Regions from separate parts of the Homo sapiens genome. Here region 1 is linked to region 2. A link is an interaction called in ENCODE POLR2A ChIA-PET data of the cell type or tissue named here. Cell type or tissue: A673. All regions are shown on one strand.

Region 1 (8,000 bases), 940 kb before region 2:
AAAGGAAGATGTTCCTTCATAGCAGGCCGTTGGAATCAAACACAGCTTTAATTTGTGGAATTATTTGTTTAATAGCTCCTGTTTTAACCAAAGGTGAGAGAACCGGCATTTGTTCTGCCAGAGGATGAAGTTGATTTGCCTGCTCAGTGTCAGGGGACAGTCTGCTTCTTCCAGGGACAGTGTTACATCCCATACCTCAGTGCACCTTGAGCGGTGTCCAGGGGTGTGTAAGTCAGGACTGACACATCACAGAGGCAGGGAGACCTGGACACCCCACCATCCAGAAACAACATTGGCCCAGCTTGGTTTTGCAGGGTAGCCCAGCCCAGGCCCTGTCTCCCTGCTAACTCCACCCGTCGTCCCTCTCCAGGTCCCCCCGGCTGTGTGCTCTGTCAGCACCCCCAGAAGATCCAGTAAATGTCACACTAGGATGCTCCCCATGACCAAATTAGTCCTGACTGTGTGAGCTGCTCTCTGGCAGCCATCACCTGCCAAGCCGCGGCTACACTGTCCGGAGTGCGTGTTTACCCTGAGAAAGCGTAGCCTAGTGCTTCTGAGGAACCGCAGACCCCTAGGCAGGAGCCAGGAGAAGACCGCCAAGCACGGCGAGGCCGGCCGTGCTACCAAATAAGGCACCTCTCCTGCAGGGAGCTGGGACCTAAGGGACTCGCGCTGGGCACGGGGCAGGCGGCGCCCATGTCCCCTTCCCACGGTGCCCAGAGGGCCTGTCCCATTTGTGAGCAGCTCCCAGGCCGTCCCCCAGCCAGGTGTCCCGTTCGAGGACGCGAGCTCTTCCACTTGTCCCTTGCCCGGGGCCCTGGCTTTCCCTGGGCTCCCCTCATGGTTCACCTGCTCTCACTAAGACGGGGCAAACGAATAACGGGGCTTTTGAACGAAAACGTGGTCGCAGGGCCATTCACAACAGTGTAAGGGGTTAAGACACCTCACCCAAGAGCACGACTCCCGCCGCACCCACAGACATGCACACCAAACAAACCACACCACACACACACACATCACATAGAGACATGCACAACACACACACACCACACCACAACATATCACACCACACACACACCACACACATCACATAGAGACATGCACAACACACACACACCACACCACAACATATCACACCACACACACACCACACACATCACACAGAGACACACACACCACACACACACCACACCACACCACACACACACAGGCACACACCACACACACCTCACAGAGACACACCTCACGGAGACACACGCACCACACACACCCCGTACCACAACACACACACACCCCCAACACACCACACACACACAGCATACACACCACACAGACATATGTACCACACACACTCCACACCATACCACACATACACACACCATACACACCACACACACCATATACACCAGAGACACATGCACCACACACACCCCACATCACACCACACACACACACACACACCATACACACCACACAGACACGTGCACCACACAACACACACATACACCATACATATGACACAGAAACACACACCATACACACCACAAAAATACCACATCACACACATCTCACACACCACAAACAGCATACAGTACAACACACACAACATACACATACATCACATACCACAATATAAAAACATAGACATCACAGACATACCACAGCACACATTACACCACACCCACACTACACGCAGCACATAGATGAACACACCACACACCCACACTGCACACAGATACACAAACCACACCACACCCATGCACACCACATACAACAATATACACCACAACACACACCACATACACACAAACACCACATACATAAGCAGAAACACACAACAGAGGGGTGAATGTGTATGCTGGGAGGACCTCCGTGCAGCCCAGAGGAGACTCCATGCAGAGCCTCCAGGGCAGATGCTGCAGCCTGCGAGGAGACCTTCCCTGCAGATCAGGTGACTGGGGTTGCTGATGACCCATTAGCACTTTATGAGTATTCAAAGGATTTTATCATGTACAAGATGCTCTTCAGAAATCATCCAATTTAAGTACATTTGTTTATTTTGTGTATAAATAAAGGTGGGCTTGGTGTGGAAATCCTCCCCATGCAATACCCTCAAAGGGCCAAATCCAGTCCCAAGCATCCCTGTGCCCTCAGGTCCCCTGGGAGCCATACAGTGGAGCCCCTAGATATGTGGGCCACCACCCTTTCTCCTTCTCTAGCCACGTGGAAGTCTGAGGGGACATCGCCCCAGACACGGAATCTTCTGCCTGTGCCTCTGTGGCAGGAAGAACAAGGGCTTAGTCCCACTCTTGACACCACCAGGCCGGGCAGGTCCTTGCCCGGCTGCGCCTGGAGAAAAGGACAGTGCAGGTAGAAGAAACCAACCTTTCGGGCGCCAAGTCCATCTCCCAGGCACAGTCCACCGCGTGTGCCCAAGGCTTCGTTCATTGAAGCTTCTAAATAGGAGATGGAGGGAGATGCATTTCTGGCTCCTGGTTGGGAGGTAGCGAGGGGAAAAAGAGAGAAAAAAGAGACAGAGCAAAATGTTCATAGACACCCACAGCACAGTGCTGAGGTGTGCAGGGGGAAGTTGTTCATCTACTTTGTGGGCCCACACGTGGGAGCAGGCAGCTGGCAGGGGCACAAATGGGCGCATCGTTTCTATCGCTCATGCTGCATAGGCCTGGAGGAGCAGGGCTGGTGAGTATGCATAAGAAAACTGTTGAGCCCCACACCAGAAAACATGCCCGCATTGCATTCCAGTCAAGTGGTGTTCAAGGCAGCAAAAATGTCTGAGCTAATTCTAAGGACCAGAATTCTAATAGAGCCGGCCCCTTCTATTGGCTGGGAATGTTTGTTTTGAAACAGTGGGCTCATTTAAAGGGATCATTGAAGAGATTCTTCAGGGCCCAGTTCAAATGTCATGACCTGTCTAAAATTATTTCTTCTGCATTTTTGTATCACCTTATATATAACCCCAGTATAATATTTACTATGAATTCTCTATGCAATACATTGTTCAGCGGTGTGCCTTGGAGACAGCAGGTGTTTGTTCAGTGTTTTTATTAAACGGAAGAGTGAATAGGTGGATGAATGAACAAATGACTGAATGACTGCTTTGCAGGAAGGGTACCCAAGTGGGAAGATGGAGCTTTGATCAGCTTGCACATTACTGTTTTAATTAGCTTATGTATTAGTCCATTCTCACACTGCTATAAAGAACTGCCCAAGACTGGGTACTTTATAACGGAAAGAGGTTTAATTGACTCACAGTTTTGCTTGGCTGGGGAAGCCTCAGGAAAGTTACAATCATGGCAGAAGGGAAGCAGGCGCCTTCTTCGCAAGGCGGCAGGAGAGAGTGTAAGTGAAGGCAGAAGGGCCCCTTATTAAACCATCAGATCTTGTGAGAACTTACCCACTCTCAGGAGAACAGCATGGGGGAAACCGCCCCATGATCCAATCACCTCCCTCCCTCAATATGTGGGGATTACAACTGGAGATGAGATTAGGGTGGATACACAGAGCCAAACCATATCAGCTCATGAAGAGAGCTGTGTAACCCAACAAAACATACTGGGCAAGAAACAACAAATTCTCAAATTAGTTTCCTAAAAATCAAAATATTAATGGTAGCAATGCTCAAGGCCAAAGCTAAGATGCCTGTGCAGAAACAGATAAAAAGTTAACTTGGCAATGCCTGCCGTGGTATAATTTCACATCTGTCAATTGTTTTTGTTTGCTTAAAGTTGAAGAAATAGACCAAAGACCAATTGTAAAGTTGTGAAGAAAATTCACTAGATGAAAAAAAGTAAAAACCTCAGATTATGTAGTGCTTTCCCCTAAATATTGGTAACTCTGCAGCTGCCAACAAACAGGACAGCATGTGAACATTTTTGCATTTAGAAAGTATTTGAATTTTAACTTGCAAAAGAAAACAAAATTATATCTGTTGCATTTTCAAGACAATTTTTAAGTAAAAAAAAAAAAAAAAAAAACAGCCATGGAAAAGGCTGTGAAAAGCTATGATTGCTGCTCTGAGGATCTGGGCTTTTTCTTCTCAGTACTGTAGTGAAAACAGAAATGAAAACCTTGAAAAGTAGGGGAAAACCCACATTCCATTAAGATCCTGGCAGCGGGTGCAACAATTATTCTAGAACCCGCAGCAGCCTTTTCATTTGTATCTAAGGAATGGTGGATGGACTCCCTCTATGATCTAACTTTCCTCATCCATGTGAGATTCATAGCAGGCCAGCAGATCACCACTTTTACTCATCCTCAAATGAGAAGCTGAAGCTCCGAGGTCGGGAAAACTGCACCATCCCCCATCGTTAACATGTGATGGGACCAGGATCCCAGTCCACCTTTCCCAAACCCAAATCCAGTGCTCTGTCTGGGTCCCCGCTGGCCAAGGGTCAGCAGAGCAAGCCCTCTGTCAGGTTCTACCCCTCCATAGCCTCCACACTGCAATAATTCCTGTGAGATATTCCAAAGCTCACTTTGTCTTATAATCTATATTGACATTAACTAAGAAAAGTAAAAACATATAAAGAAAATAATAAAATGATCAACTCAATCGCAAAAGTCACTATACTCAAAAACCACAAGTTAGCGACCTTACTGTACAGATCACTCTGCTAGATTGCTTTTGTTTGTCCCCATCCTATGGATGATGAAGATAAGGTGCAAATAATGATGAAATAAGGCTTAAAATTTCTAACCTAACCTTTGGGTTTTCCTTCACACACCCTTTAGAAATATATTTGTTAGATGTGATTTTGCCATATCCTAGTTTTCCTTTGTTGTCTAAAGTATTTTGAAATTCTAAACTGTCCCTTGATGACAGCACTCAGGGAACTGGCGAAGGGACATGAGATTTGGACAGAGGGAGGACGATGTGGCCAGGTGCTGGCCTTCCATGGCAAGGGCTGATGGACATAAATACAAAGGCTAGAAAACTGAAGAGGCTACATGATGAAGATTCATTAAGCCAGCACATAGACAAACAAAGCTAGGTAAGAACAATGCAGCACACCCCAGAGCAATTAAAGCTCATGCACAGCCTTGTTGGGCAGGGCAATTGATTTTAGCAGGCTTGGAACAAGAACGGGCCTCAGGCATGCTATTTTGCAGACAGAATAAAAGAACATCAGAAAAGAAAAGTGACTTGCCCAAGTTCACAGTCAGTTAAGTCAACGATGGGGCAAAAGCTCAGGCCTCTGGGTGCTTTCTCAGTATGGCTTTTATCTGCACCTGATTTCACAAAACAGACTGGAATGTGCTGAGAGGCTGCCAGGCAGGTGGTCAGCATCCATGCAGTGGGTGCTCTCACCAATGCCACACCTGGAGAGGAGGAGGGCAAAGCAGATGTCGTCCGGGTGATTTTCAGCCCTGGGCCCTTCCCCGTTCACACCTCAGGCTTCTCAGCATGTATTGCTTTGCCATGCTTTCCTCAGCTTACAGTAATAACTCCTTTTGCCTGCCACCCACACTGACATGAGCCCCCACTTAGAGATGGCTTCGTGAATATTTCAAATTTTATCAGGTGCTTTAATTAAATCATTGACATTTATGTCAGAGAGTACAAGACTGAAGTTCACTGAGGGTGGTCGTCTTGCCCAGGGTCATCGAACTGGAACTGGCACAGCCAGGATTTGCACCTAAACCTGTTGGACTCCAAGGCCCATGTTCTCTCTACTTAGAGGATAACAGCCAAGACTTCTGATTTCCTACCAGTTTCAGAAAATATGGAGCTCCCACAGCATAGGAATTCTCTCCATAACAGAATGTTATGGCTAAAAGCATGACCCATCTAAAATTCAACTTCGAGTATTTATTTAACAAATAACTACAGTACTTCATTAACTACTATAGCAGATATTTAATAAACAACGTTGTAATATGTGCCATTCAAAGCACTTTACATATATTGAAGCTTTTTGTCTTCCTAAAAACGACATAAAGTAGGAACTATCATTTTTCCATTTTACTGATGACAATACTGAGGCTCAGAGACATCCAATAGATTACCTAGAATTACATGGCTGGTAGGTGGAAGAACTGGTATTCAAATCCAGGCAGCCTGGCTCTACACTCTTGGCTTTTAATCGCTAAGCCATACTCCCCTCTCTAGTTTTGTAGAAATCTTAATAGAATGGAGTATGCATGTCTTTGCCTTCTCAAATTGAGAATAGTGAACCTAGTTGAGCCTTCTGCTTATAATTCAAGGTGACCCACATGAATTTGGAACATTACATCCACTACAGCATGCCTAATACTACCCTCAGACATTTTAGATTGCAAGAGTAAATTTCCCCCAAGACTGGCCCCAGATTGCTGTTCTTATGAAGTTCTTTCCAATTTTTAAAGCTCTTCTATTTATTTCTTCTGCTATCTTCCCTCAGCGACTATGGCTATCTATATATATTATTCATGACCTTGCTTTAAAAGGAATTATCTGGTTCTGTGTCTCTGCAAGATTATCTTGCCTTCTAACACAGCAAAACACATCAGCTTTATGACAGCAATACTTTCTCAAAATTTTTTTCTAGACCCAGTGGCATGTCCCAGCTTGATGTGGCTCCATAAGTGTGTGATATTGTTTAAGATTCTGCTCAAATGGACTCCCTGATTCTGAACCTTGGGAAGGAAGGGTATCAGCAGCATCGGAAGGGAGGCTCTCTGGAGTTTTTCTATGGAGGAAGTCGCCACACACACAAATGCCGCATTGTCAACTCTCTAGAACACAGTCATCTCACAACTGTGGAATGTCCCTCCTTGCCAAACCCTCAGGACGACAGCAGTTGAAACTTTCATATACGGAGGAGTGGAGGCTCCTACGGAAGAAAAGAGGAAGAGCCAGTGCTTGATGCAGGCTTTTGACACTTCAAGTTGGGCAATGTTTTTGGTTTCAGCAAAGTTGCTAAAAACCACAATTCCCAAGGTTGGCCTGAACTTTGATTCAGAGCTTGAATTGCTAAGAAAGGTGGGGCTGGCCACAGGTTTCACTTGGCAGCAGCTCGCTTCTTCCCTGTGGGCGGCTACCCCTGCTGTCCTTTTCCATGCGGAGTTCCTGGCCATGGGTCCATGGTCAGTAGGTGCTTCTCTCTTACACCCTGGGTCACAGCACAGCAGTGGCTCTCAAGGCGGGCCCCCCTGGCCAGCCACAGCAGCATCACCTAGAATCTGTTAGAAATGCAAATTCCCTACTGAATCAGAAACTCTGGTGCTGGGGCCCAGCAAGCTGTGTTTTAACAAGTGCCAAAGGTGATCTGAAGCACCTGCAAGTCTGAGAACCATGACAATAGAAGAAAAGGAAATGCAGACAAATGAGAAGAAAAAAGTGAATTTAGAAATAAAGGGAAGATTCAAGCCCAGTGAGTGACCCCTGTCATCAGAGGGGTGTGGCAGGTGGCCCTACAAGAGCTTCACAGCGCAAGTCAACTTCCCATGAGCCCAGACAGGTCTACAGATGTGGCTCTCCAGACTCTATGTTGAGAGGAATGTTGAGGCCATACCTCAGAAGGAAATCACACAGAGACAAATAAGCAAGGCTGTGTGGGCCAGGAGGAGCAGGGGACAACCTGCCAATTTGCCCCTAAGGGCGAGAAATTGAAACTGGGGTTAGAGAGTTAGACAAGCACCTTGGATAGAGCCCTATAGTGTTTTTTGTTTTTGTTTGTTTGTTTGTTTGTTTTTTTACTGAGCAGGTCTTACTATGGTAACACCTGGTCATAAAATTCTAAAATCATTTGTTTAGAAAAGGATATGGCAATTCACTGAGCCCAGTTCCCCAGCCATGGTCTCCAGCACACTTCCACTAAGAAGCCCCTAGCAATGGAAGGTCAGCTGTCTCTAAAAGCTGTGCATTCTATCTTTGGAGAAATGTGGACCTGAAACGTTTCTGCAGACATCCTGGCCCTCCCTGAAAGTTTTACCCTATGAGGGACTCAACAGAGGTGATTTGACATTAGGACACTCTGATGCACACATGCACACAGTAG
Region 2 (8,000 bases):
CTGTAACCTTTAAAAAATATTTGCCCCAGTTCTCCAATCCATCACCTGTTTATCAATACATTTCCATGCACGCAAACATACCAGTTTCTTGTTTTTCAGAAAGATTTCCATCCTCCTGCTTCAGCCTGGATTCCTGGCTGTTGGTATGGGAAGTCTCTCCTTGCTATAATCTTGATGTGCTTGATTATCTTGTCTTTGGGATCGCATTTCCTGGATAATTTGTCTTCCTCTTTCTTGGTTTACTCTCCAGTTTTGCTACAGTGTACCCTCCAGCAGTTTCCTAGGAAAGGGCCATGTAAAGTAACCTATTAAAGTCATGCACACTTAAAAATGCCATTATTGTACCCTCTCACTTGACTGATACTTTTTCCTGGGTCTGAACCACACTCAATTGCCTCAGAGAACTGAAGTTCACAGTCTTTTAAAATAAACATAGAAATCCACCCTCACAGTCAATTACCTTTATAATTGACAACTTCCATCCATCTTATCTGAGTTCCTTCCCCAGGAAGCCAACTCTCAGGCCTCCCAGATAGTATCAAGGAACTGAAACTCACCAGATCACCACATCCAGACAATGAAAAGCCAGACCCCTCATTCTTTTTCATCTCCTTACCTCTCCCCAATTCCTGTTTAGCTGCCTGTAGTTACATTCTTTCCCCGCTATGTAAGCCCTCAATTTTAGTCAATCAAGGAGATGGATTTGAGAATGAGCTCCCATCTCCTCAGCTGCAGCACCCAGTTAGAGCCTTCTTCCCTGGCAATACTTGTTGTCTCAGTGATTGACTTTCTGTGCTGGGAGCAGCAGGACCCAGACCAAACCCCTGGTGTGTTGTTAACAAGTAGAATATTTTAGGTTGAATGGCACTTTTCCCTCCAAATTTTAAAGGCTTGTTCTAGCATCTTCCAGCCTCCAGTGTTGCTCAGAGAAGACTCTGATGATTCCTTTATTTGTAGTTGAATTATTATTATTATTATTATTATTATTATTTTGAGACAGAGTCTTGCTCAGTCTCCCAGGCTGGAGTGCAATGGTGCAATCTTGGCTCGCTGCAACTTCCGCCTCCCAGGCTCAAGTGATTCTTTTGCCTCAGCCTCCTGAGTAGCTGGGATTACAGGCGCCTGCCACTGCACCCAACTAATTTTTGTATTTTTTAGTAGAGACGGGGTTTCACCATGTTGGCCAAGCTGGTCTCAAACTCCTGACCTCAGGTGATCCACCTATCTCGGCTTCCCAAAGTGCTGGGATTACAGGCATGAGCCACCATACCCTGCCCTGTGAATTATTTTTGTGTGACCCTTTTTTTTTTTCTGGAAGCTTTCAGAATCCTCTCTTTATTCTGGAGATTCTGAAATTTCTTGATCATGTGCATTGGTGTGGCTGTTTTGATTCACTATGTGGGGCATTCAGCAGGCCTTTTCCATATGAAGGCTCACATCCTTCAGTCTGGGGACTTTTCCTGTAATGTTCTGGGATAAATCCTCCTCTCAATTTACTCTCTCTAAATCCTCTCGATTTACTCTTTTCTAGAACTGCAATTTGTTGGGTGTTGGATCTCCTAGATTGCCTAACTTAAAAAAAAAAAAAGTTTCCCTCCTATTCTTCTTTTGTGATTTAATTCCACATTCTGGGAGATTTTCTGAACATCATCCTTTACCCTTTCTATTAAATTTTAAATTTTGCCTACCTTATCTGATTTCCAAAATTTATTTTTATTCTCTAATTGTTCCATTTTTATATATAGTATTCTGTTTGGGGGTGTAGCATCTTCTCTTAGCTCCCTGAAAATATTTATTGGATTTTTTTTTAAAGTTTTCTTCTGCTCTTTGCATTGCCTCTGTTTCCTTCAAATGTCATTTCTTTCTTTATCTTCCCCTGTTTGTTTGTTTTAGGCATTCCCTTTTATATTAGAAGCTTTCCTAGAATTTTTGATGACCCCTGGATACATTCAATCATGTAGCCAAATCAGCTCCATAGAAAACACAGCAGCTGTGTTGATGAGATGGACTTGTCAGCTGGTGGGCCTCACTGAGGCCTGGGGAGAAATACCCTGAATCCCAGGCCCAGTCTTATTCAGAACTATTCCATTTTCCTTGAGTAGAACCCCCTAGTCTTCTGCCTTAGGGATGAAGGCTGGCTGTCAGCTTCCTGAACGCAGGGTAGGGAAGCAGGACTCCCACCTCGTCAGTACTGCAGAATTTTACTTAATCCCTTTGTTTTAAAACTCGTGCCTCACCCTTCAGCCACATAACCAAGTCCTCCAGTTCTCCAAAGAATCACCGTCCTCACTCCTCCCTGCAGTGGAGCCAAGGGCATGGCCACCTGCTGTGCAGGCAGGAGCAGGGGCTCTCTCTGGCCAGGTGAAGACTTTGAGTCACCCTACCTTGTCTTATCCCCACTTTCCCCTCTTCCTCAAGGGGACGCCCCTGGGCTCCAGGTCCTTTGCAGGCCTTAGAGGCCCTGCACATCAACTGTTCTCTGGAGAACCCTTCTGCAAGCCTCTGGGATGTAGCTGCCTCCTCTGCTGAGACACTAGCCACGCCTCGTCTCCTTCCAGGCTGCTGAGCCAGTAGCGTTGAACCCTCTCACCTGCCGTCCCCGCCTTTCCTATGCCCTTTGTCCTTGTAGGTTGACGCCTGTGTCAGCAGAGAGAGGAAAGAGACGCAGGCGATCATTCTCCCGTCCTTACGTGGCAGACAGGGTTATTTGCGTAGATTGACCGAGATGAGTGTCCTGCACTCTGAAGAACCTTGGTGGCTCCTCCTTCGGAATTGATTTAAGCAGTGGTAGCATAGTGTTTTGAAGACAGTCAACGGTGGGTTGGGTTTACTGGAATTGCCCAAGGTGTTTGGATGAAGGCCTTCATTAAGCAAGGCCCTTGGCGGGACGTTCTATGGAACCAGCCCTGAATGGTGCTCAGGGGAATAGGCTTTGGGGTCGGATCTGTTTGCAGGAGACGCACATTTTCTCTTCTTGGGGTTTGTTTCAAATTTTATATTGAAAGTTCTAATAAATTATGTAACAAAGCAACCGATGTGGTTGGATTTTCTAAAGTCACGGGACCACAATCTAGTTTTTGTGTGTAACACCTGCTAACATCTTCATGAGCTAAGTGATAAATCTGCTAATAGATTTTGGCCAGAAATGGTTTCTCAGAAACCCCCCATCCACCAGGCCCCCACCATGGGAGGCCAGCAGCCGGTGGGCCCCATTCAGCTGTGCGTAGTGAAGCATCCTTCACACCCTCCAGGACATGAGCACGTTGGCAGGGATGGACTTTTCCACCTCCTGGATGGAGCAATACACAGATGTCAGAGGAACAAAGCCATGTGCTCTTTATTTAGGATTTTGACATGTGCAGTTTTGGGGATCTTAGGAATGTTGTAATTTTCCAGGGAAAACTCTGACACTTTGTTTCGGGGTCACAGAGAAAACACCACCTTTCATCGCCGATTAGTTTTCCTCAAACGCAGGCTATTTTTGTCCAGTTTCCTTTGAAAGACCAGAACGAATGCTCGGCCTTATGATTTCTCCACTTGTCACTCAGCTTCATGGTACAGATCTCAGAGAGCTCACCTTGGGTTCAAGCTGTCCTTCAGCACACGCCATGCACTCTCTCAAGTTAACCCTTCCGTCCTTCTCCCAGTACTTAGCAGTTGGCTAAATTCACGGATCTTACCTTTTTCAGGGTTCTGTAAGTGACTGACTTCTCCCTTGGATTGTCTCTGATATCTTCTAGATCTTGTTTAATTTTAATTTCATGCCACACTCACGTTTGATGTCATTTCATTCCAAAAGTCCCTTTTTTATGTATTTAAATTTTCCCTGAACATTAGACTTCACATAAACTTGATACTAATTTCTTTGCTTCAAGTCACGGTTACTTCCTTTCTGGCTAATGCGTATTAATGCATTCTCCTAAGTTGTAGCCTTCTAGAACAAGACTAGTTTAGACAATGTTGAGATTAATGCTGCTGCACGTTGAAACAAGTTGTGACATGCTGGAGAACACTTTGAGCCTGGATTTTTAAATTTGCAAATTAAAACTGTTGGACTAGACTCCATGCCTCTGAATATTACTAAGCTCAAGGGTTCTTCTGCTTCCATAAGTTACACAAGAACATTCTTCTTAACATCATTCATTATTCTTCTCAAAAACTTTTGAGATCCAATTATGTTTTGGCCTATTGCAGCTCTTTCAGGAATAAATTCTGTTAACAAGCTCAAGTTTGCCCCTCGGCCCAGCACCTTGATGACAGCAGTGGCTGCGTGAATTAACACTTCCTTGGATTGTGGTAAGTTTTTAAGTCTCAAGTGTTACCCCCGAGACAATTGCCTTTCAGGGGAAGATGCTATGTCCAGAGGCACAGCATTTCAGCAAGAAAGAAAGCAAGGAGGGGGAGTTCTGGGCACAGGAAGGAGTGAGGACAAACACAATGATAAGGACTGTCTGTTACTTCAGGAAACTGAAGGTCTTCAGAATATTCAGGAAAAACTCGTTAAGTGGACAACTTCAGCTGAGAAATGGAGTTTGTGCGGGAGTAAGTTGGGGTGGGATATCGCAGGGCCTTGGTTGTCCACCTAAGCTCATTAGAATCAGATTCTGCAAGGGACGGGGAGTCACTGAACACCGCTGGGCAGGAGATGGCTGTGACGAAGTCTTTGGCATTTGTGTGGAAACTGGAATGAAGAGGGAGAGGCTGGAGGCAGGTGATAGTGAGAGCTAACTTCCAGGAGACACCCTCCAGGGAGGGCTGCTGCAGTGTGGAAGGCTTGGTGACTGCTGGGAGGAGGGAATGGTGGGGAGGGGAAGTGAAGAGCGCTCCATTTCTGAGCCCGAAACGCAGATAATTATGGTGCCAACAACAAGAAGGAAAACGCAGAGGGGAGAGTTGGTTTGGGGACGATTCTGAGTTCTGTGTTAGACATGCTGCACGGGAGGGGACTGCTGACCTGGGGGCGGAGGAGGAGAAGGTCTGAGAGCTCCGGAACTCCAGGCCCTGCCGAGCACACTGGCCTCGACATCCGTGCCTCCGATCGCCTCTGCTTTCTCTGCGCATGGTCCCAAACTGAAAGGTCCCCATTTCAGTCTGTTTCCCAAGCACAATCTCCTCACCTCCACTCACGGACGTCCCTCACCCTCAGCTCCTGGCACCTTCGTCAGGTTTCATGAGCACCACAGGACTCTAGTTATAGACTTAGCCCAGGGAGGCCCAGAGACGTCACAAATGTGAAAGATTCTTTTCTTTTTGCAATATTCTTTCTGATTATAAAAATACACGTTTCTTTTAAGTAGCTCAAGCCCAGAAATTTATACACAAAAAGTCCAAGACCAAACTCCTGCACATGTAAACACGTAAACACGTGTAATCACGCATCCATACATGTGGAGACATGTAAATACATATCTGTACAAACATAGCAATAAAAATGGAGAATGATCCAAATATCCAATAAAGTAAATAGATAAATTATAAATATTTATACAACAGAATACTATTCTGCAGTGGAAATTAGTGAATTATAATGCTATACATCAATAGGAATAAACCTCACAAATAGTGTTTAGTGACAGAAATAAGTCAAGGATAAATACTAACAATATGATATTATTTATATGAGATCAAAACCAGATAAAGTTGTTCAAGAGGTGGGGCACGGTGGCTCACGCCTGTAATCTCAGCACTTTGGGAGGCCAAGGCAGGCGGATCACGAGGTCAGGAGTTCAAGACCAGCCTGACCAAAATGGTGAAACCCCGTCTCTACTAAAAATACAAAATTAGCCAGGCATGGTGGCGTGCGCCTGTAATCCCAGCTACTCAGGAGGCTGAGGCAGGAGAATCACTTGAGCCCGGGAGGCGGAGGTTGCAGTGAGCCGAGATGGTACCACTGCACTCCAGCCTGGGCTACAGAGCAAGACTCCATCTCAAAAAAAAAAAAAAAAGTTGTTCAAGAACGTACACATAACTGGTGAAATTATAAAGGTAAGTGAGGAAATGGTTGTGATACGGTTTGGCTGTGTCTCCACCCAAATCTCATCTTGAATTGTAGCTCCCTCCCATAATTCCCACGTGTTGTGGGAGGGACCCAGTGGGAAGTCATTGAATCCTTGGGGCAGGTCTTTCCCGTGTTGTTCTTATCATAGAGACTAAGTCTCAGGAGATCTGCGAGTCCCTCTGCACACGCTGTCTTGCCCGCCACCATGTAAGACGTAACTTTGCTCCTGATTCACCTTCCACCAAGATTGTGAGACCTCCTCAGCCATATGAAGCTGTGAGTCCATTAAACCTCTTTCCTTTATAAATTACCCAGGCTCAGATATGTCTTCATTAGCAGCATGAGAACAGCCTAATACAGATTGTCACAAAGTCAAGGCAGTGGTGCTGTCTTTGGCACTTCCCAAAGAAAGCACTTTTTTTTTTTGGGGGGGGGGGACGGAGTCTTGCTCTGTTGCCAGGCTGGCTGGAGTACAGTGGTGCAATCTCGGCTCGCTGCAACCTCTGCCTCCTGGGCTCAAGTGATTCTACTTCCTCAGCCTCCTGAGTAGCTGGGACTACAGATGCATGCTGCCACGCCCAGCTAATTTTTGTATTTTTAGTAGAGACAGGGTTTCATCATGTTGGCCAGGCTGGTCTCGAACTCCTGACCCCAGGTGATCCACCCACCTCAGCCTCCCAAAGTGCTGGGATTACAGGCATGAGCCACCGCTCCTGGCCAATAATTTTGGTTTCTTAACCTTGCTCTGGTTACATGGATGCTGGCTTTATTATTGTAACATAATAAGAAAATATAGATTTGGTCCAGCATTTCCAATATGCGCGCTGTGGGTCATCTTTTGGTCCATGTTTCAGCCAATCACCAACCAGACTGTGAGAGGCTTTCCAGCTTGCTTAGCTACAGCATCAAATGCAGAAGCTCTGCCAGCCGGACTCACAACGAACTCAGCCTGCTCCGGCCTTCGGCTCCTCCCAGCATCATCTCACACTCTTGATGTCCATCCACACCCATTTCCCAGGTTTCTTTCTGTATACACGAGAAAACGCAGGCATTCTTTGGGAGTGTGGCACACCTCCTCCTGGCTCCCACTGTGCCTGACCTTTAGGGACCTGCTAGCACCGGGGCCTAGTTCTAGGCCTAGAAGCAAAGGGAGTGGTGGGGGTGGGAATCCAGAAACCTCAGAACCCATTTGGGAAACTTATTTTTAAAGTCCTGTCCTTTAGCCACTCTAAAGTGAAGTCTGTATTAGTCAAAGTTCTTCAGAAAAGTCCCAGCGTCTGCAGCCAGCAAGCTGGGCCCCAGGGGAGCTGATGTGGAGTTCCAGCCGGACTCGAAGGCCTGAGAACCAGGACCGTCAGTGGTGTCCCCTCCAGTCTGAAAGCTGGCAGGCTCGAGACCCAAGAAGAGCCAATATTTTAATCCAAGTCCGAAGGCCAGAAAAACCAATGTCCCAGCTCAGCAGGCAGGAAGGAGTTCCCTCTTACTCAGTCTGTATGTTCTAGTCAGGTCTTCCATCGATTGGATGAGGCCCACCCCTGCAAAGGAAGGCAATCCGCTTCACTCGGTCCTCATTCCAATGTTAACTTCATTCAGAAACCCCTCACAGACACACCCAGGATAACATCTGAATCAATGTCTGGGCACCCCATGGCCCAGTCAAGCTGACGTGTAAAATCAACCACCACACCGAATTCCAGGCCATGCTTTATGTTCATGCTCACTACTGGTAAAGGAGGGGAAGGGGAGTAATGGCAGAAATCATTGAAAAGCTGGCCAGGCCCAGTAGCTCATGCTTATAATCCCAGCATTTTGGGAGGCCGAGGTGGAAGGATTGCTTAAGCCCAGAAGTTTGAGACCAGCCTGAGTAACAAAGTGAGACCTTGGTCTCGACAAAAATTTAAAAATTAGCTGGGTGTGGTGGCATACACCTGTGGTCTCAGCTACTTGGGAGGGGCTGAGGCAGGACCCCGGGAGTACGAGGCTGCAGTGAGCTGTGATTGCA

What was found. ChIA-PET counts read pairs that join two places held together with the same protein. Peaks named below come from ENCODE experiments on the same cell type or tissue, not always from the same donor. Only the 100,000 strongest peaks of a DNase experiment are listed, where the experiment ranks them.
Region 1: POLR2A ChIA-PET joins it to region 2 with 10 read pairs; 2 of 35 experiments call an interaction of 5 or more read pairs at or near these places.

Annotation. Positions count from the first base shown.
Region 1 is chr2:7,766,703-7,774,702 of GRCh38, forward strand. No RefSeq gene overlaps it. Among named protein-coding and RNA genes, the nearest start is that of LINC01871, 45 kb to the left of the region's middle. RefSeq lists an enhancer at 7,000-7,049. In A673, no CTCF peak of the experiment used is centred here; no DNase peak of the experiment used is centred here.
Region 2 is chr2:8,707,169-8,715,168 of GRCh38, forward strand. No RefSeq gene overlaps it. Among named protein-coding and RNA genes, the nearest start is that of ID2, 29 kb to the left of the region's middle. In A673, no CTCF peak of the experiment used is centred here; a DNase peak (open chromatin) is centred at 4,073; H3K27ac peaks cover 2,328 bases.